Linked DNA regions of Homo sapiens: region 1 is linked to region 2. A link is a loop called in an ENCODE intact Hi-C map of the cell type or tissue named here. Cell type or tissue: PC-9. All regions are shown on one strand. Links, peaks and the distances in the headings refer to the core of each region. The heading gives the core; the rest is flanking DNA. Region 1 has its middle 11 kb from the start of CD300A. Region 2 has its middle 25 kb from the start of GPR142.

What was found. A loop is a pair of places that touch in the nucleus more often than their neighbours do. Peaks named below come from ENCODE experiments on the same cell type or tissue, not always from the same donor. Only the 100,000 strongest peaks of a DNase experiment are listed, where the experiment ranks them.
Region 1: it touches region 2 in a loop (4-fold over the local background); 18 of 110 quality-filtered maps call a loop at or near these places.

The regions. Positions count from the first base shown.
Region 1 is chr17:74,450,266-74,460,325 of GRCh38, reverse strand. It overlaps a transcript of GPRC5C not described here. Among named protein-coding and RNA genes, the nearest start is that of CD300A, 11 kb to the left of the region's middle. RefSeq lists enhancers at 4,848-5,518, 6,273-7,263, 7,264-8,255 and a silencer at 6,014-6,373. In PC-9, for the core only: no CTCF peak of the experiment used is centred there; a DNase peak (open chromatin) is centred at 6,135; H3K4me3 peaks cover 1,026 bases; H3K27me3 peaks cover 348 bases.
Region 2 is chr17:74,387,872-74,398,083 of GRCh38, reverse strand. No RefSeq gene overlaps it. Among named protein-coding and RNA genes, the nearest start is that of GPR142, 25 kb to the right of the region's middle. RefSeq lists enhancers at 2,940-3,440, 3,441-3,941. In PC-9, for the core only: no CTCF peak of the experiment used is centred there; a DNase peak (open chromatin) is centred at 2,893; H3K27ac peaks cover 900 bases.

The sequences.
Region 1 (10,060 bases), core at 3,154-8,153, 60 kb before region 2:
GGGAAGCCTCCAGCCCCTTTGGAAGATTATCTGAAGGCTCCAGAGGGTGAAGCCCTCCAAGGGAGAGGAAGAGTGGATGAAAGGAGAGAGAGAGGCAGAAGTCACAGGGGAGGGCTGGGCGCAGTGGCTCAAGCCTGTAATGCCAACACTCTGGGAGACGGAGGCAAGAGATCGCTTGAGCCCGGGAGGTGGAGGCTGCAGACAGCTATGATTGTGCCCCTGCACTCCAGCCTGGGAGACAGAGAGAAACCCTGTCTCTAAAAAAATTATAAAAATGTTTAAAAAGATGTCACAGAGGAGGAAATGGCACAGAGCCCAGCCTTCAGACCAGGCCACCCAGGAGGGACCAAGGGTGCCACGGCTTGGCCTCTGTGGTCTCTTGGGCTCCTGGTTGGCAGTCGAGGAGACCCAGGGGGCTCTCAATGCCCAAGAAGGCCTGTAGCCCTGAGGCTGACCTGGGACTGTCCAGCTGCGGCATTAGCGTAAGCAGGCTGCAGCACCGTGACTCCACTGCCTGCCTCCGCTGGACTGTTCCAGGAGAGGGGAGGGGCTAGGGTGCAGGTGGGGAGTTGGGGAACGCCTGCCTTGCCTCTAGGACTGAGAGGACAAAGACAGGAACCTGGGTTTCAAGCCTCCCTCCCCTGCCCTGAGTAAGGTTACATGCTTTACCTTAAGGCTCTGGGTTCAAGGGACACTGCCCCAGGGCTACCAGCTGGCAGTGACCCCTTTGTGAACATGTGTTTTGGCCATGGGTGCAGGAACCCAAGGTTGCAACCTTAAATACTGCTGAGTGGCCGGGCGCGGTGGCTCACACCTGTAATCCTAGTACTTTGGGAGGCTGAGGCGGGTGGATCACTTGAGGTCAGGAGTTTGAAACCAGCCTGGACAACATGGTGAAACCCTGTCTTTATTTAAAATACCAAAAAATTATCCGGGCATGTTGGCAGGCACCTGTAATCCCAGCTACTTGGGAGACTGAGGCAGGAGAATTGCTTGAACCCAGGAGGCAGAGGTTGCAGTGAGCCTAGATCGTGCCACTGCACTCTAGCCTGGGTGACAGAGCAAGACTCCATCTCAAACAATAAAAAATAAATAAATACTGCTCAGATCTCTAGCTTCTAGAGAATAGGAGAGTCAACTTTTATCATGGGTAGTTTTGGGGGTGTATTAGTCAGGGTTATCTAGAGGGACAGAACTAACATAGATGTAGATATAAAGGAGAGTTTATTAAGGAGTATTGACTCACGCGATCACAAGGTGAGGTCCCACAACAGGCCATCTGCAAGCACAGGCGCCAGGAAGCCAGTCCAAGTTCCAAAACCTCAAAAGCAGGGAAGCTGACAGTGCAGCCTTCAGTCTGTGGCCAAAGGCCCAACAGCCCCTGGCAAACTACTGGTGCAGGTCCAAGAACCAAAAGCTGAAGAACTTGGAGTTCAATGTTTGAGGGCAGGAAACATCCAGCACAGCAGAAAGATGGAGGCTGGAAGACTCAGCCAGTCTGCTCTTTACATACCTGCTTTTATGGTGCCCTCCCAGATTGAGGCTGGGTCTGCCTTTCCCAGTCCACTGACCCAAATGTTAATCTCCTTTGGCAACACCCTCATAGACACACCCAGGAACAATACTTTGCATCCTTCCATCCAATCCAGTTGACACTCAATATCAACCATCGCAGGAGGTCAGAGTGTATATGTTGGGGTGGGGACTCAGGGTGTAGCAAAAACAGCAGCGACCTGGAGAGAGCTCTGTGGGGTGAAGCAGAAAGAGACATAACTCCGATGCAGTTTCCCGGTCCCGCTGACCACATTTGCTTACACAGATTCTGGCAGAAGTCTCAAGCCTGGGTGCACATGAAAATTCTTCGGGGGCCTTTGGGGGCAGGCATGGTGGCCCACACCTGCAATCCCAGCCAGTCAGGAGGCAGAAGCAGGATGATGGTTTGAGCCCAGGAGTCCTAGACTGGCCGGGCAACACATGGAGACCCTGTCTCTAAAGAAGAATAATAAAAACATCCATGCCTGAGTCCATGAGTGGAGCCCTGGCAGAGATTCCACGCCCTGAGGAAGAGGGAGGGTGGGAGGGCACTGCAGTGGGAGAAAAGAGGTTTCAGACACCAGACCGTGCATAGGACGGGGTGGAGGAAGTGCAGAAGTCGGCTGGCCATTCCACTTCAGGGAGATAGATATTCTCCAACCCCGGACTACCTAAGCTCTCTGCAGACAAGGAGGGAGTCCCTTCAGGGAGGACTCAGCATGACAAGTCCCAGCCTCCTGCTGAATCCTGCCCATAAAGTTGGTTCTGAAAGTGAATAAATGAATGAATGAATAGATGGTTGAATAGACCTCTTCTTTCTCCATCCCGAGCGTCCATGGCTTCCTTTCCCACCTGCCCCTTGTTATCCTGAGAGAGTCACAGCTTTCAAAGGCCCACCCCTCGCCTCCCCACCAGACCTTGTTCAGGGACCCCTACCCCACCCCTACATGACCTCACACTTGGACGGGCCGCCCCAAACCAGGGGACCAGGACGCGTCCCCCTAGGTCCGCCGCTCCAACTGATATCTAAGCACCACCATGCCCGCTAACGCCGCCAGGTGGCGCTCAGTGCCCAGGCACTGCCAATTTGTTCAACAAATATTAATGGCTGCCCCCATTGAGCCAGGCACTGGGTCCAAAGATAGGGACATGAAGATAAAAATACCGCAATATGTCCTTTTCAGGAGCTCATGGTTTCATGGGAAACATGTAAACAAAGACGGGAAAACAAAGGATTGCCTTAAAAGGTGAGAGGCAGAAATCCCAGGGGCCTGGGTAGGAAGGGGCCCCTTCTATCAGACGCAGGGAAACGGCCGGAGACAGTGGCCCGGGGATCCTGGACACCAGCCCCGTGCCTCCTTCTCAGCCCACTTGCTCACCCTCCCCCTTGAGGAATTCGGGAAGGAGAGTGAACAGAACCCTTGAAAAATACAGAAAAACGTCCAGCCTGTCCTCAAATGGGTCCTCAGTCATGGGGGAAGCTGGGGGACCACAGCCTTAGATCTCTTGACTCTTCTCTCTCCTACCCCAACCCTGCACCACAGTCCCTACACAAGCTCCCACCTCCACCACTGAAAAGGTGAGAAGGTGATGACTTGAAAGGCCTCCTGGTCACTCAATCACCCAGCTCCTTCTCCCGACTCCCCCAGGCAGTGGTGGAGGCAGCATTAACCCATCTCAGCCTCCCCTACAGTAGTGGGGCCCAAGTTTGACTGATGTAACAAACACCTTGGGTACTGGCTGAGAATGCAGATTCTGGGGCCTGCCTCGGACCAGCTGAATAAGGCGTCTCTCCAGTTGGGGACTGGGAATCTGTCATTTTAACAAATGCATTCAGATGATTTCTAGAATCAGACAAGTTTACGAACTGGAGTGCACGGGGGTTATGAGAACACCTGGCACTTCACGGGTGCCCAGGAGAGCACCCTCTTAACCTTTCTGACTATGACCAAAGGAGAGAGTCCCCCACCGCAACCCAGGCCGGCCATCTCCCTGGCCTACTTTCTTTCCTTTTTTTTTTTTTTTTTTTGAGACAGAGTCTCAATGTGTCACCCAGGTTGGAGTGCAGTGACACAATCTCTGCCCACTGCAAACTCCACCTCCTGGGTTCAAGCGATTCTCCTGCCTCAGCCTCCCAAGTAGCTGGGATTACAGGTGAGCACCACCAACCCCGGCTAATTTTTGTATTTTCAGTAGAGACAGGGTTTCACCATGTTGGCCAGGCTGGTCGCAAACTCCTGGCCTCAATCAATTCCCCCGCCTTGGCCTTGCCAAGTGCTGGGATTACAGGTGTGAGCCATGATGCATGGCCAACCAGCCTCACTTTCAAAGCCAGGACACAGCTGTCCCCAGGTGACCAAAGTTCCCATCAGTGAACCATCATCCCCATCACAGGGACATGAACACAGATGCAGGGATGGGGGTGACTTTGCCCTTGCAGACCTCAGAGCAGGTCACTATCTACAGACACCGTCAAGTAGCTGAGGAACTGGCACACACAGTAAGAGATTCCCCTCAGAGACCCAGGACACCGGGCTGCAGTGAGTTGTGGAGATGGAAGCCTCAGATTGGAGGAGGTGACAGAATTGTGTGCCAGACAGACTTGGATACTAGGAGAGAGATCAGTGTGGGAATTGATGTTAATTAGAATGATGGCACGGAGCAGCCTTTGATAAATATGGATGAAAACCTGATGAATGAATGAATTAATGAGCCAAATGCTATTCCCATGTCTGTTGCTGTCTGCCCCATGGGACACAGCATGTTTTATAATGATGAGCTACACGCTGAGAAACAGCACACCAATCTGCTCCACGGATGTAAATCTAATTCAGCCTTCGAAGAATCATTCAGCAAGGCTGGGTGGAGGGTGGGTGCCCCATGCCACATACATGCAATGAACACACACTCCCCGCCCCAGCCTCCTTGAAAACCCTCCCAAGGAGAGAATGAGTTGAAAATCTAGGCAGGCTAAAAGTTGGCCCATCTTTCTCAGGGGGAGAGATGAGGAAAGGGAGTGTGGCCGAGGGTAGCTCAGTCTGGTCTTTGTGAAGGCTGGGGCAGGGACGTCGCAGGCCACTGCAGCTGCTGGTGGGGGGCCACTGCTACCTTTGGCCCCTTTTCTTTCTTTCAGAAGAATTTTTTTTTAAAAATATGTAATTTATTTTTATGGAAAAGAGAGAAAGGAAGGAGAGAAAGAAAAAGCAAAACGAGACAGAAAAAATCTTCTTGTCCCTCATCTGCTTGGTACCAGGGGATTCCCACCCCCACATCCGACCCCCTTTCCCCCCACGCCCCCGGCCAACTCCCCCAATGGTCCACTTTAACATCTGCTATGGTGCCTTTTGTCTCTTTCCAGATTTCCTATGCAAATACAGTCAATTGTGAATACACAGGGGGAGGGGGAGCTACTAAAACCTCCCCCGTTAAGTCTGCAATTGGATTCTTCTGAAAATTCTGCTTTGCATGGCAGGGTGGCACGCAGTGGGGGTTGGGGCCAACAGTGCCCTGCCCCAGCCCTCTCACCACCTTCCTGGCTCTGATGACCGCTCCCAAATGGGCCTGGTGAAGGGACAGGGCGGGATCCTCCCCAGCTGGGACCGACTCCTTTTGTCTTTCCCACGCCCCACCCAGTGTGTGCGTGTGTGTGTGTGTGTGTGTGTGTGTGTGCGCGTAAGGGGTGGACCCTGTGGGCCAGGATGCCCCCTGACCTTCAGCCCGGACAGCCCCTGGGCTCACACGGCGGCCTCAGCCCAGCTTCTCTTGGGAACCTCAGGCTGCCCATGGACACCCAGTGCCTGAGTCTCTTTCCGGTGCCCCAGCTGGCCTGACTGCTAGTGATGGGCTTGTCCCCAGCATCCCCTGTGCCAGCACCCACATCAGGGTGGGGGCACCCTACGGTGAGAAAGCCTGGCAGGTCACATGCTGCCGAAATACTGTCAGGCCAAGGGTCACAGTTCCCAGGCCAGCCTGAAGCAGCTGGCAGCGCCGGGGAGAAGGGGAGGCCAGCACCAGCTTCCTGGCTGCAGGGACCTCGAGCTCCAGGCCCCCAGCCCGTGTGGCTGCCTCAAATGCCCACCGAAAAACCCTCGGGGAGTGGGTTTCCACCCGGAGAGTTTGCCCCCAGGGGACGTTTGGCCGTGTCCAGAGACATTTGTGGTTGTAGGGTTAGGGGGCTGGCTGTGCTCCTGGCATCCAGTGGAGGGGGTCAGGGATGCCGCTCAATATCCTGCAGTTCCCGGGCCAGCTCCACTACACAGCGATCCGGCCACAAATGTCGCTGGTGGAGCCGAGGAACCCCGGCCTAGAGCCAGACGTAAGGCAGCGACAGGGCTCCCCGTGCCCTTGGCCTCACTACCTCCACCCGCGGAAACTCCATGGCCCGGCGGGCCTCCGGAAGGGGATTCTTCCCTTGGGAAAAGGGGCCTGCTTCCCTGGCGTCACCCACCCCACCCCCGTCTCTGCGGGGCCTGAGAGACACAGGGATAAATGCGGCCCCCGCAATCCCTAGCGGCTGCGAGGCCCAGCTCTGAGGGCGGGGATGGGCGGAGCGCGGCGGCCCGGCCCCCAGGCTACAGCAGGAGCTGGGACAGCTGGCTTCGGCCGCCGCCCCGCGGCGAGGATCGGGTTGCAGGGGCCGGGGCGGGGCTTGGGGTGGGGCACGAGAGGCGGCCTCGGGTTGGCTGGAGCTGGGGTGGCCGGGCCCTCGCGGGAGAGGCACGTGGGCGCGCCGGCTGCTCGGGCCCACCCCCACCTCCCCCCACCTTCACTGCCCCCCACCGCCCCCCACCTCCCCCAACCCAGGTGCGTGCGGGGGAGTGGGCTGTCTGCGGGTGGGGTTCCGGGGCCCCGCCCCCTCTCCCAGCCGGGTCAGGTTAGGACGCTGGGTTAAGGACGGAGCGTAAAACCTTCCCTGGGCCCGGGCCCCCGCGGACCCTCTCCTGCCGTCGGTGGAGTTGGGGGTGAGGCAAGCCACCGTTGCCTTTAGGTGAATCAGAAGGAGCCACTTCCAGGCCCCTGGCTTGGAGGAGTCTGCGGAGGTGAGGGGTCGGCGGATGGGGCGGACAACCGGTCTGGGACCGGCCCCATTCACCCCCACGGGACCCAACTTCTCTCTCCAAAGCACAGCCAGGCGGTCACCCTGTGTCTGCCCAGTTCTGCTCCAGACTTTGAGTCGGAACCCCTGGGGGTGCATCTGCGGCAGAGCCCTGGGGCTTTAGGTCCCCTCTCCACTGCTGGGGACACCAACTCCAGGGCTTAGACAGAGCTGGAGACATCGGGGTGTATTTTACAGATGAGGAAACCCTTGCGGGGGCGAGGGGTCAAGGGAGCTGTCCAAGGCCACAGAGCTAGCTGGAGCCAGGCCCTGGTCCGAGATGCCCTGCCTGCCACGAAGGTGCCGCTTGGGAAGGGGATACCCGGGGAAGCTTGCTGAAGGCACCTGCGTGCTTAATCCCAAAACGCATTTGCTGGGACTCACATGGCCACTCCCACTTCAGCCCTCAGGCCTGACCTGGCAAAGGAGGGCAGAGACCAGATCGCTCTCATCTCCACTCCCTCCCGTCCACCCAGTAGACAGTGGACATTTGCTGGCAGAAAGCAGCTCCGTCCCAGATCTTCAGCCTAGCTTCTTAGGCTTCCTGTGCACCTGGCGACCCTCCTAACGCCTCTGCTAGCCCTTCTCCCCTGCCAGTCAGGGCGCGGGCACTGCCAAGGGTCTCTCTCCTTAGCATCCTCTTCCAATCGTGGCAACCTGCCAAGCCACCCACTCTGGGGACCCAGGGCATGAGGCAGCATAGAGGGAAGGGAAGATGTGGCACCAGGAGGTGCCAAACTGAAATCTGGCCAGAAGACCTGCTTGTCTGGGCAGGAAACACTGGGCAGATGGTGCCTGGACGCTCTGCCTTGACTGTGACTTTCGTGGGGGTTATCTGGAGGGGACAGAACACCAAACACAAACTCAGGGGGCTGGTACCCCCATTTTTCAGATGAGAAGACTGAGGAAGGACCAAGGGAGCTGCTGAAGGTCACAGAACTACTAACAGCCAGGATGTGAACCCGCAGCCTCTGATTCCAAAGTCATATTTTCTGCGTGCTGCAGAATTGCCTCCTGCGACAAGGGCATGGGTCGCTGCTCCCCACCTCCTTCTCTGAGGGTACTGGTGTCTCCCTTTTAATCACCCGCACCCCAGAGGGACGCACCGCTCCAGCCTCTGCCTATCAACAACCTTTTTTCAAGGAGGATGAGGTCAGAACCGCACCCTGAGCCCAAGGAGGATGAGGTCAGAGCACTCCCGGTCTGGTGCAGATGCTAAATAATTCATGCAGCTGCTGTGAACAGGGGCTGCAGCTTCCTGGAGGGCCCAGAGTGGAGACGGCAGACAGGAAACAAATCCTGGTTCCTGGCACCTGTGCCTGACCTTGGCGCATCCTCCGGGGGCTAGTGAAAATGCTGCCCTTGGCGAGAATGGCTTGGAGGGCCAACAGACCCTTCCAAGCAGCACCCCCACAGGGCAGGCACTTAGCCTCTGTTGCTTGCTCTCTTCTATGAGCTGTGGGGGGCTGACGAACAAGTGCAGGGCCATGAGTAAACTGGAAAGCCAGGAAAGGCACTCGGCAGGCAGGTCTTCATGGCCCAGGGGATTTACCAGCCATCCCTGGTTCTGTGCACTGAGAATTTCACCCAATGGGTATCCTGGCTGCCTCTTCCAGCCATGCCAGGCAGCAACAGGGATACTTTTGGGGTCGCCTCCCTCCCCACCCACATCTTGTGTAGGTGTTAGAGTTCTCTGGCCTTGACGGGTTGAGAGCTCAGTGGTTTTTGGAGGCCTGGTTTTCCCCTTAAAATAAATCCCCAACAGAGAAAAAGGTTAGTTGGAATCAAACAGCATTTGTTGGTGTAAAAAGCAAGAGGTCTAGCAGGGAAATACACATGAAAAAAATCCCAGAGGCAGGGTCGGGGGTGGGGGAGCAGGCACCTGGAATCCCAGCTACATGGAAGGCTGAGATGAGAGAATCGCTTGAGGCCAGGAGTTCGAGACCAGCCTGGGCAACGTAGCAAGACCCTGTCTCTAAAAATAATTAAAAAAAAAAAAAAAAAACTAGTAACTCCCAGAATTTATGAACACACAGGAATTCAATGGCAGTAAGCCCTCACCCATGGAAGGTAAGGTCGTTTAATTCTGAGCAGTTATTAAGTCCAAAGTCCTCGGTTTGACAGTGGTGGGTGTGAGATTTCCCATAGTGTTGGCTGGATGATGGTGAACCTGTGACAGGCTCTGCCTCTTCTAGTCTTTTTCCATTCAACGCTTGTTTGTGATGCCACTCGACCACCTCAAAGAAGCTGCCTCTCTCCTCCTAAGAACTCATCTAACTTCTTCTCCACTTGGCCCGGGCGGGAGTAAGCAGGGCCAGTGGGTACTCCTGAATACAGGCAGGCCTGCATCTTTTAGGATCCCATCCCTCCCTGAGCCTCACGCGCAGACCCCCAGAGGACTCAGGCTATACACACACCCACGTCCACTGGAGACTGCAGCCTCTGGGTATCAGGCCCTGCCGGGGACTCCTTTGAAATTATCACATAGGAAAGCAACACAGCGCCTTGATTCACTAAGGGATCTTGGGGCCGCTAAGCTAGACCAAGGGCAGCGTGAGGTCCACAGAGCTCCCTGCTTCCCTTCCACTGGAGGGAAATAACATTCTGTTCATGGACTTCGACAGGCAACACAGAGAGGTCGGGGGCCACAGTCAGAGCTGCAATCCTACTCTGCAGGGATTGCTCGCCCAATTTAGCTCTGGAAAAGTATGCCAGTGACAAAGGCACAGGCTGCTGGGGACGGGGGTAGCACCAGAGAGCTGTGGGACTGACTACAGGGCACCTCTCCAGAGAGCTGCTCTGGTCGTCATCCTCCACCCCGGCACCCAGAGGTGCTGCTGGGCTGGGGACTGAGCTTTAGGGCCCACCTTGGATAAGGGCAGGAAAAACCTCAGGAAGACAATGTTATAGAGAGCTCATTTTCACGAGCCTGGAGCTGTGCCCATCTCTGTCTTTGGTGCCAGCACCATGGAGGTACCCCCTCTTTGCTGGGTGACCGTCAGGACCCTCTGGAGCATGTCCGAGGGCTCAAAATACAAGAGGCTCCTCCAGTGATGAACCAGCGCCAGCATATCCAGGTGCTGCCCAAGATGAGGTAGAAACAACACATCTGCCCATCAGGAAATAGCACAGTCTTTAGTTCTGGATCCCGCTTACCTGAGGATCCCACTTACCTACTTACATATCTGCCCATTAGGAAACAGCATAATCTTTAGTCCTGGATCTCACAGGCCTCCCACGTCCCACAAGTCCCAGTCACGAGAGAGGCCTAGACTCCAGTTCATCTGGTCCAGGGCTCTCCACTGGTCCCTGAGAATGCAGTCCTGACCCCAACCCCATGTGTCCTAAGGTACTTCCAGGCCCTGACCAGAGATGTTGGAATAGCCACAGCAGGCCCCTATTGCATTCCCAGAACCTGTGAGATCCAGGTAA
Region 2 (10,212 bases), core at 482-5,481:
TCCCTCCAGCCTCTTTTTTTTTTTTTTTTTTTTTTTTTGAAACAGTATTTCATCTTGTTGTCCAGGCTGGAGTGCAATGGCACGATCTTGGCTCACTGCAACCTCCACCTCCTGAGTTCAAGCGATTCTCCCGCCTCAGCCTCCTGAGTAGTTGGGATTACAGCATGCACCACCATGCCCGGCTAATTTTGTATTTTTAGTAGAGACGGGGTTTCTCCATGTTGGTCAGGCTGGTCTCCAACTCCCAATCTCAGGTGATCTACCCGTCACAGCCTCCCAAAGTGCTGGGATTACAGGCATGAGCCACCGCACCCAGCACTCCAGCCTCTTTTATAAGAGCACTAATCACCTCCCAAATGCCCCACCTCTTAATACCATCACATTGGAGAGTAAGTTTCAACATATGAATTTAGGTGGGGCACAAACAGACCACAGCACAGTCCAAAAAGTAACTCCCCTAAAAGTCACTCAGGTAGGATGTAGCTGAGCTAGAATCTGACGCCATTCTCTGACAGCTGGTTCCTGAGCCCATATGTACTGTGGTCTAGATCATGTTCTAGGTGGAAATGGGGATAGCAGTGACCCAAGACCCCAGGTCTTGTCTGCTATAGAGTGAGGTAGAAAAAACCATGTGATGGGGAGCCCGAAAACCTGGATGCAGCCGGGCCTGGTGGCTCATGCCTATAATTCCAGCACTTTGGGAGGCTGAGGCTGAAGGATCACCTGAGGTCAGGAGTTCGAGACTAGCCTGGCCAACATGGTGAAACCCTGTCTCTATTAAAAATACAAAAATCAGCCGGGTGTGGTGGTGCATACCTGTAGTCCCAGCTACTAGGGAGGCTGAGGCAGGAGGATTGCTTGAACCCTGGCGGCAGAGGTTGCAGTGAGCTGAGATTGCACCACTGCACTCTAGCCTGGGTGACAAAGGAAAACCCTGTCTCATAAACAAAACAAAACAAGGCTGGGTGTGGTGGTCATGCCTGGAATCCCAGCACTTTGGGAGGCCGAGGCAGGTGGGTCACCTGAGGTCAGGAGTTCGAGATCAGCCTGGCCAACATGGTGAAACCCCATCGCTACTAAAACTACAAAAATTAGCCAGATGTGGTGACGGGTGCCTGTAATCCTAGCTATTCAGGAGACTGAGGCAGGAGAATCGCTTGAATCCAGGGAGGTGGGGGTTGCAGTTAGCTGAGATCGTGCCACTGCACTCCAGCCTGGGCAACAGGAGCAAAACTCCATCTCAAAAAACAAAACAAAACAAAACAAAACAAAAATACCTGGTTGTGAGTCTTGGCTCAGCCACTTGCTGTGTGACTTCCACAAAGTCACCTCCCCTCTCTGAGCCTCCATTTCTTCATCTGAAAAGAAAGGACTGCCTCTGGATTGAAAGCAGCAACAGAAAAGGAGAAACTGTTTGCAAAATATGAATGTAAAATGGAATGATCGCTTCCCTCCACCACCTCGTTCTATCCTGGAACTTGCTTGCCTCTCAAGTACTGGTGTCATTTTATTCCATTACCGAGCCAGGGGTTCACCATTTTTTTTTTTTTTTTTTGAGACAGAGCCTCACCCTGTTGCCAGGCTGGAGTGCGGTGGCGCGATCTCGGCTCACTGCAACCTCCGCCTCCCGGGTTCAAGCGATTCTCCTGCCTCAGCCTCCCAAGTAGCTGGGACTACAGACAAGTGCCACCATGCCCAGCTAATTTTTGTATTTTTAGTAGATACGGGGTTTCACCATGTTGGCCAGGATGGTCTCGATCTCTTGACCTCATGATCTGCTTGCCTCGGCCTCCCAAAGTGCTGGGATTACAAGCGTGTGCCACCATGCCTGGCCTCACCTTTTAAACTGTTTATTTTTTTAAAATAAGTAACATGTTTGCCTAGTTCAAAAAAATTTTTTGAATTTTTATTGTTTTTAGAGATGAGGGTCTCACTGTGTTGCCTAGGCTGGAATGCAGTGGCTATTCATAGACCCCATCATGGCTCACTGTAGCCTTGAATTCCAGGCTTCGAGTGATTCTTCTGCCTCAGCCTTCCAAGTAGCTGGGACTACAGGCACGTGCCACCCGGCCCAGCTAACATATTTTAAAATGCTCAAGTTACAAAAAGGTATATGCTTGCCTCTGTATAGCTAATGAAACCAATCTGGGGTATCCATCCGGAGATATTCCTTAGCACACACATTAGACCAGCATAGACATTGCTTCTCTGTTACCCTCCTTTACCCAAATGGGAGTGTGCCATTTCATCCATTCATCGAGAATTGAAACCAGCCAGCCCCACAGCCCGTTCTGCTCCTCAATTTCTTTTGTTTTGTTTTTCCTCTTTCCAATGTATCTAGGACACGGTTCCATACTCGTCCATCAATGGTTCCAATTATCTGTTCTGCCTACTGTGATCCATCGCATGGGGACACCGCAAGTGTGGAACCAGTCACCTATGTAGGAGCCTCCAATCCTTTGTCATTATTACAAACAATGCTGCCTGGGTCATGTCATAAATGTGCACGCATAGCTAGGTGTTCCGTTTGTACAGGTAGAATCGCTGGGTCAAAGAATTTGTGCACTTAGTGGATAGATATTGCCAACTTGCCTTCCGAGGAGATTGTATCATTTTACAGCCTGCTAGCAAAGCGGGAGAATGGCCTCCCCTTCTTGCCAAGTGAGTGTGTCCTGAAAGCTTGCATCTCTGCCAATCTGCTCTGTGGAAAATGGGGTCTGGGTATAGTTTTCATTTGCACTTGTCTCCTGCTAAATGAGGTTGAGCGTCTTTTCAGCGTCCAGCCCTATGGCTGGCTCCAGGTCCTCTCCGTACACAGCCTTAAGGCTGTGGCCTTGCCTGTGACTGGCTCTGCAAGATCCAGGACCAGATTTGTGTTTCTATCTTCCGGCTTCTCGCTGAGTCACTCCCAAGAAGGAAAGGGCAGCAGGCTCAGGTTATTTCTGCCTGGGCCATCTGAGCTGCCAGTCCTGGGAAGACCTTGGCCTCCTGCACTCCCAGTGGGCGCCCGGCACCTGTGCATTGCACCTGTCAAACCCAGGCTTCCTGGTCCCCCTGGGAGGGATAGGGGCTGGCAGATAGGGATCAGGCCAGACATCTTTGTAAACTAGGCATGAAAGGACCCAGCTAGACTGCAAGAAGGAGGATTTGGAAGAAAGCAAAATGTCACTAAGCTCTAAGTGACAAAATGAGAGCAATGAGGCTGAGTGGAGGGAAGAGACTTAGGCTATTGAGAGGACTTTGGGCAGAGAGGGTGGTGAGCCACCGCCGAGGGATGGTAAACTTGGGAACAGCTCTCACTGGAAGTCACGTGAGACGCACTGTGTAGCTTCCACCCTGGCTCCGTGGCTCATCGTCACTTCAGGGTTAGTGCTAAGAGTTGCCTAGGGTGGGAAGTAGAGACAGCCTCTTGCCTGTGCATGGAGAATTCAGGCCACGCATGCGACCAGCCAGAGGCCTGGGGAAGCCCCTCTCTCCACAGGGACCCTCTCTAAGCAGGGTCTGGGCATCTGCGGGGCAGCTCTGGTCAGGTGGTTGTAATTTAAGCTCGGGGCCACCCTGTACGTCTGGCTGAGTCTTGCTCACGGAAGGATGAGAGAAGCCAGGAGAAGCTGGTGGCTGGATTCCTGGGCCCCTAGGGAGTCTGCAGCCTGTTATTTCCTGACTCAAACAAAAAGTAAATTTGCACTGGAAATTGCTGAGGCAGAGTCATCCTGGAGCTCCTTGAAGGATGGGGACTTGTAATTTTCTAACTTCCAGGGCCTCTGACCCCTGGTTGCTGGGCTTTTCCATCTGTGAGCTTCATTGAAGACCCTGGGGCCTAGTCTAGGCTCAAACACCATCCACAGTCAAAGCTCCCCTGCCTGCTCTGCTGGGGCCGGCAATCCCGAGCTGGACTTCAGAAGTGGACAGGGAGAGAGGTTTGCTGTATCTGGGACCCCATTTCAGTTCCATCCAGGTGTCCCATGCTGCTGTGTCAGAGGGAAGATGAGCCACTGCTGATCTTTACCCCAGCCCTGACCAGAGACCAACACCGTTGCGGCAGGTGGCATCCCAGGTGGTGGGCAGGCAGTGTGGGGCCACCTTCCTGAAGCCAGCTTCTCAGAGTCTCTCAATGCCACATTACCAAGCAGAGTTTTCAATAACTGTAGCTAGGGATGCTCTCCTCCCCCCAGTTCTTCAGTCTCTCTGGGGGAAAAACACAAAAAGTTGAGGTTGTCCCTGGGGCCACCACGAAATGCTTAATTGCTTTCTGAGAGAATTGTCACCTCTTTCTGCTTTCCTCCCCCTCTCCACTGCTCTTCTCTCCTCTCCTCCGACCACTGGAGGCTCTTGCTGGGGGAGCTGGGGCTGAAGACATGAGCTCCCTGACTGTGTCCCAAGGGAACCGGGAGCATGTGCTGACTCGCAGTCTGCGTCTCCAAATATATTGCTGCACCACCTTTGCTGAAAAAAAGAACCCTATGTTTTGGGGGAATAAATGTTCTTTTTGCTGTGAGCCAGGCACTCTTTGACAGCAGATGGATGATGGCCCAGGCCAGCTGAGTCAGCCAGACTTTGGAGCAAGCAGTGTGAACCAAGACAGGGATGGGAGCCAGCCGAGGAAAGTGAGGTACAGGGATATTTGAAGGTTTTCATCCTGGGAGTTTAGTCAGCACCTTGTGCAACTTGATTTACACTGGGGGCCAAAGAGGGATGTGTATTATGAAGGGTAAGCTAAAAAGCAGTCACAGATAGACTCCCAAATGTATAATAGCTCAAATACCTTAGGAATTTATTTCTTAGTCACATAACAGACCAAGACGAGCGTTCCTGATTGGTCAGTGGCTTTCCTCCACGTGGTGATTCAGGGACCCAGGCTCCTTCCATCTCAGGGCTCTCCCCTTCCCCAGGGTCTCGTTGGTACCTATATCCAGCTGGCAAAGAGGAGGGAAGTGATGGAGGAAGCACACCTGCTTCTGATGCCTTGGCTCAGAGGGGCTGCACAGCTTTTCTGCTCACATTCTACTGGTAGGAATTTGTCACGTGGACACACCCAGTTGCAAAGGCAGCTGGGAAATGTAGTCTCTGCTCTTAGTGACAATACTGTGCTATGAAAGGGGTGTGCAGATTTTGGTAGACAGCTAACCATCTCTGCCACACGTCCTAAATCAAGCCATTTAGGTCACAAGACCGGGAGAGAGAGCAAGTCATTTTGAGTTTCTGTTTTTGAGACAGGGTCTCACTCTGTCACCCAGGCGGGAGTGCAGTGGCATGATCATAGTGCACTGTAGCCTCAACTTCTTGTGCTCAAGCCACCCTTCCACCTCAGCCTCCCAAGAGCTGGGACTACAGGTGCATGCCACCAGGACCAGCTAATTTATTTTTATATTTTGTAGAGACAGGGTCTCCCTATGTTGCCCAGGTTCGTCTCAAACTCCTAGGCTCAAGCTATCCACCCGCCTTGGCATCCCAAAATGCTGGGATTACACGCACGAGCCACCGCGCCTGGCCACTCTGGGTCTTTAATTAGGGAGTCCTGCCTGAGTAACTTGCTAAAAAGGATTTTCCTTTTGCCAAGGATTGGAAGATCCAACAGCATCAGAACTGGGCAGAAATACAGGGGAAAATTAACAGAGAAGAAAACTAATAAGAAACCTGGATAATGATAATAAGAAGCTGTGCGATTCCCCTGCAATTGGTTTATCTGTACATAGTTCATGCCCAAACTTCCCAGCCTGAGCACAGAAGCTTGGGCCTCTGGCAGAAACCGTGCGAGCAAAGATGTGGACGGTTCTCTGTGGAGGAGGGGCACAGCCAGAGTGCAGGGTGAGGCTGCAATTTCAAGGCTGTGGGAGAAATCAGAAGGCCTCATTTGCCTCCTCCCCTGGGATCAACATCCATGCCCTGGAACCTTCACTGTGCAGGCACCTGTATTAGGTATTATTTCTGCATAACAAATTGCCACAAATTTAGCAGCCATTTATTTGCTCACGGTTCTGTAGGTTAGCCATCTGGGGCAGGCTTCACTGGATCTCTGCTTAGGATGTCAGGAAGCCAAAATCAAGGTGTTGGTCAGCCTGGGCTCTCATCCAGAGGCTCTAGGGAGGAATCGACTTCCAGGTTCACTTAGGTTGTTGACAGAACCCACTTCCTTGTGGTTGCAGGACTGAGGTTCCTGTTTTCTTGCTGGCCGTTGGCTGGGCGTCTCTCTGAGCTCCTTGGGGCTGTTCACAAGTCCTTTCCATGTAATGCTTCCTGCATCTTTAAAGCCAGTGAACGTGCATCCCATTCTTCTTGTGCTTAGAATCTCTCTGACTTCCCTTCTGCTATTGGAGAAACTCTCTGCTTTTAATAAGCTCGTGGGATTAGATCCAGCCCACTCAGATAACTGACCTACTTGGAGATCAACTGATTGGTAATGTTAATTACACTGCAGATCCCTTCTGCCATATAATATAATATCATCAAGGGAGTAACACACCCAGGGACAGAGATTGTGAAGCCATCTAAGAATTCTGATTCCCATAATGTCCAAAGCTGTGGGTCTGGGACCCAGAATGGCCTACATTGAAGCTAAAAAGACTTTTGCTTTCTGGCCAAAGAGTTGCCCCACTTGGTTGCACCCAACCATGGTGAGGTAATTGCTGGGCCTGGTCCCAGCTCTTCCCATATACACAGGAGATCTAGAGACAGAGAGGAAATGGCCCCTCCCCCTGAAAGCTCCTTTCTCTTGTCAAAAGACAAAATTACAACAAATTTAAAGATCTTAATTGGCTTTTACTTGGATTCTAGAATTGGGCAATATCTCACCTTACACTATAGAATGAGTGTTCGGATTGAGCTGAGCAGTAGAGGTTGGCTTTGAAAGCAGAAACAGAACAAACATCAGATTTCAAAGTTATTTTCCTTGTAAGATTAAAGCAGAGGGGACTTCCTTATCATGCTGGCTAAAACTGGCCTGTTTGGGGATCTGGCTATTATCCCTCACTCTCCTGATGTCTCAGAATGTCAGATAAACAACTTAGTGTCAGCTGGGTGACGCAGAACTTCAGCATGAATGATTCCATTTCGGTTTGGTCTGCTGGGCCTCGTGCAGGAGCTCAGCCCAAGCCAATGGCTTCCTGTACATTTCATCAAACACCCTCAGAGCCCCATGGAGACCGTACATCCTGAAGAGGGGGCTCAAGACTGTGCGGAGCACTCTGAACCCAAAAGAAATACAGCCTGGTGGCCAGTGCGGTGTCTCTCACCTGGAATCCCAGCACTTTGGGAGCCCAAGAGTTCGAGGCCAGCCTGGGCAACATAGTGAGACCCCAAGTTGCTACCAAAATTTAAAAATTCGCCAGGTGCGGGGGCGTGTGCCTGGAGTCCCAGCTATTCAGGAGGCTGAGGTGGGATGTGGAGGCTGCAGTGAGCTGTGGTCGTGTCACTGTGCTCCATCCAGCCTGGGTGACAAAGTGAGACCCTAGCTCAAAAAATAAAAATAAAAATAAAAACAGAAAGAAAGGAAGAGAAAGAAAGAAAGAGGAGGGAAGAAAATAAGGAGAAAAAGAAAAAAAACAAAAAAAAAAAAGCAAAGAAAATAAGGAGAGAAGAAAGGAAGGAAGGAAGAAAGGAAGGGGAGAAAGAAAGAAAGGAATGAAAGAAGGAAGGAAGAGAGAAGGAAAGGAAGAGAAAGAAAAAGAAAGAGGAAGGAAGGAAGAAAATGAGAGGAGAGAGAGAAAGGAAGGAAGGAGAGAAAGAAAGAAACAAAGAAAGAAAGGAATTAAGGAAGGAAGAGAGGAGGAAAGAAAGAAAGAAAAAAAGAAAAAGAAGGGAAGGAAAGAGAAAGAAGAAGGGAAGGAAAAAGAAAAAGAAGGGAAGGAAAGAAGGAAGGAAGAAAGAGAGAGGAAGGAAGGAGGTAAGGAAGGGGGAGAGGAAGAGGGAGAGAAAGAGAAAGGAAGGAAAGAAGGAAGGAAGGAAGGAACAGAGAAGGAAAGGAAGAGAGAAAGAAAGAAAAGGGAAGGAGGAAGAAAATAAGAAGAGAAGAGAGACGAAGGAAGGAGAGAAAGAAAGAAAGAAAGAAAGGAAGGAATGAAGGAAGGAAGAGAGAAGGAAAGAAAGAAGAAGGGAAGGAAAAAGTAAAAGAAGGGAAGGAAAGAAGGAAGGAAGAAAGAGAGAAAGGAAGGAAGGAGGTAAGGAAGGGGGAGAGAAAGAGAGAGAAAGAGAAAGGAAGGAAAGAAGGAAGGAAGGAAGGAAGGACGGGATAAATACAGCCTGCCTGGTCCCACTACCAGGGATCTCACCCACTAATGGCCCCAACCTGCCTCCCTGATACTCCCCCACCCTCAAACTCTGGTCTCATGCCCTGAAGACAGCCTTGGAGTTCTCCAATCTCCCACCTGCTTGCCTCCCCACTCCCCCCATACCCCCTCTTAGGGAAGGGCAGGCCTGGGCACAGTGACTTCAGGACTTGGCTCTTCCTGGGCATTCCCGGGCTCACCTCCTGGCCACCCAGATGGTGCCCAGCCCAGAGAGGCAGCTCCTGGCCTGTCCCCCGCAGATAGCCTGATATTGGGCAGGGTAGGGCAGGGCAAAGAGGAGGGGGAGGACCCTGCTCACGGGGCATCCCACAACCATCTCTCAACCTGGCCTCTTGCCTGGCTGTGGGCATCCAGATTCCTTGAGAGTCTGCCCTTAACGCGTTTCCAGGGCTTTGCTTAACGTGCTTCTAGCTCCCTTCAATGCTATTATTTGTAGCAAGGCCAAGCGGGAGCCTCCTCTCCCCTCACCCAGGCCCCTCTCCCCTACAGTTACACAAGAATGTAGGCACCTGCAGCGAAAACCACCAAAAGCGTTTTCTTAGCTGCAGGGCCTCGCCCTGGGGCCCCACTGAGCAGAACAACCATTTGCGCAGCTCCCTTCTCCTTCTGGCTCATGAGCTGATATCTCAGACTCAACCTTGGCATTCCCCTTCCTTGTCGAGTTTCAGGTCCTGGAAGATTTGAAAAGGGCCCTCCTCTTTGCAGTCAAACAACTTAATTCGAAACTCCCATGCAAAGTCAACTACTTGGTCTTGTGGCCTTTTCTTCCCTCTGGGATAGCAAGAGGCATGGCAGGACTGTCTGCAGGAACAAGGGGTGTGAGTGGTCAGAGAGCCCGGGGAGCCAAGATTCCGTGGGGCCCAGAAACTGCGGTGTCAGCTGGACAGGATTTAGCACAGCAAGGGCAGTAAGACTGGTGTGGCTGGATGTGTCTGCCCTTTCGAAGCCAAAGGAAGGTATCCGATTGACCAGAGCCTGGAGGAGAGAGCCTGGGAACTGCTGCTAGAACCTCAGAGAGGCAACAGAGGGTTCTGGACCTGGCTCCCTCTCCTCCCAGTAAGGACCATAAGCACTGTAGATGCTAGGATGAAACCAAGGTGCCTTTTGCCAAATTTGAGTTGTTACCAACCAAGCAGCTCTGTCAGGGAAGCATTTTGTCTCGCAACTCCTTCGTTTTTGCATGTTTTCATCCCATTTCCTCTAAACCTTCTGGCTTCTAAACCACTAAGGCCCCCTTTCTCCCAGGGACTCCATCTTCACATCTTCAAACCTCTACTGTTGGCTGGGTGCGGTGGCTCACGCCTGTAATCCCAGCACTTTGGGAGGCCGAGGCGGGTGGACCATGAGGTCAGGTGTTTGAGACCAGCCTGGACAACACAGTGAAACTCCTTCTCTACTAAAAATACAAAAAATTAGCCAGGGGTGGTGGCAGGTGCCTGTAATTCCAGCTACTTGGGAGGCTGAGGCAGGAGAATCGCTTGAACCTGGGAAGAGGAGGTTGCAGTGAGCTGAGATCACGTCGCGCCATTGCACTCCAGCCTGGGTGACAGTGCGAGACTCCGTTTCAAACAAAACAAAACAAAAAAACCCTCTACTGTTTTCCTCTCTCCTTCTGCTCCTGCCCAGCCCAGGTTGCATTCCTTTCCCTTTAGCTTTCAGGGCCCAAGCCTTCTGCTGGCCTCCTTTCTGGAGAAAAGAAGGAAGAGAGGAGGCTGAGGACATGAAGCTGAGACGCCTGCAGGCTGCATGCGGAGACCCTCGTGTTGCCATCTCCTGCAGCAGCAGCGCAGAGTCAGAAGGGCCACCTACTGAGGTGGGGGCGGTGAGGGGCCAACTCCCCTCCCTGGCTCATGCTCCTCCTGTATAATATTTTGTGGTTGATGGGATGGTCCCAGGCTCTGAGACTGAAGTCTTTATTGGGTTGTGA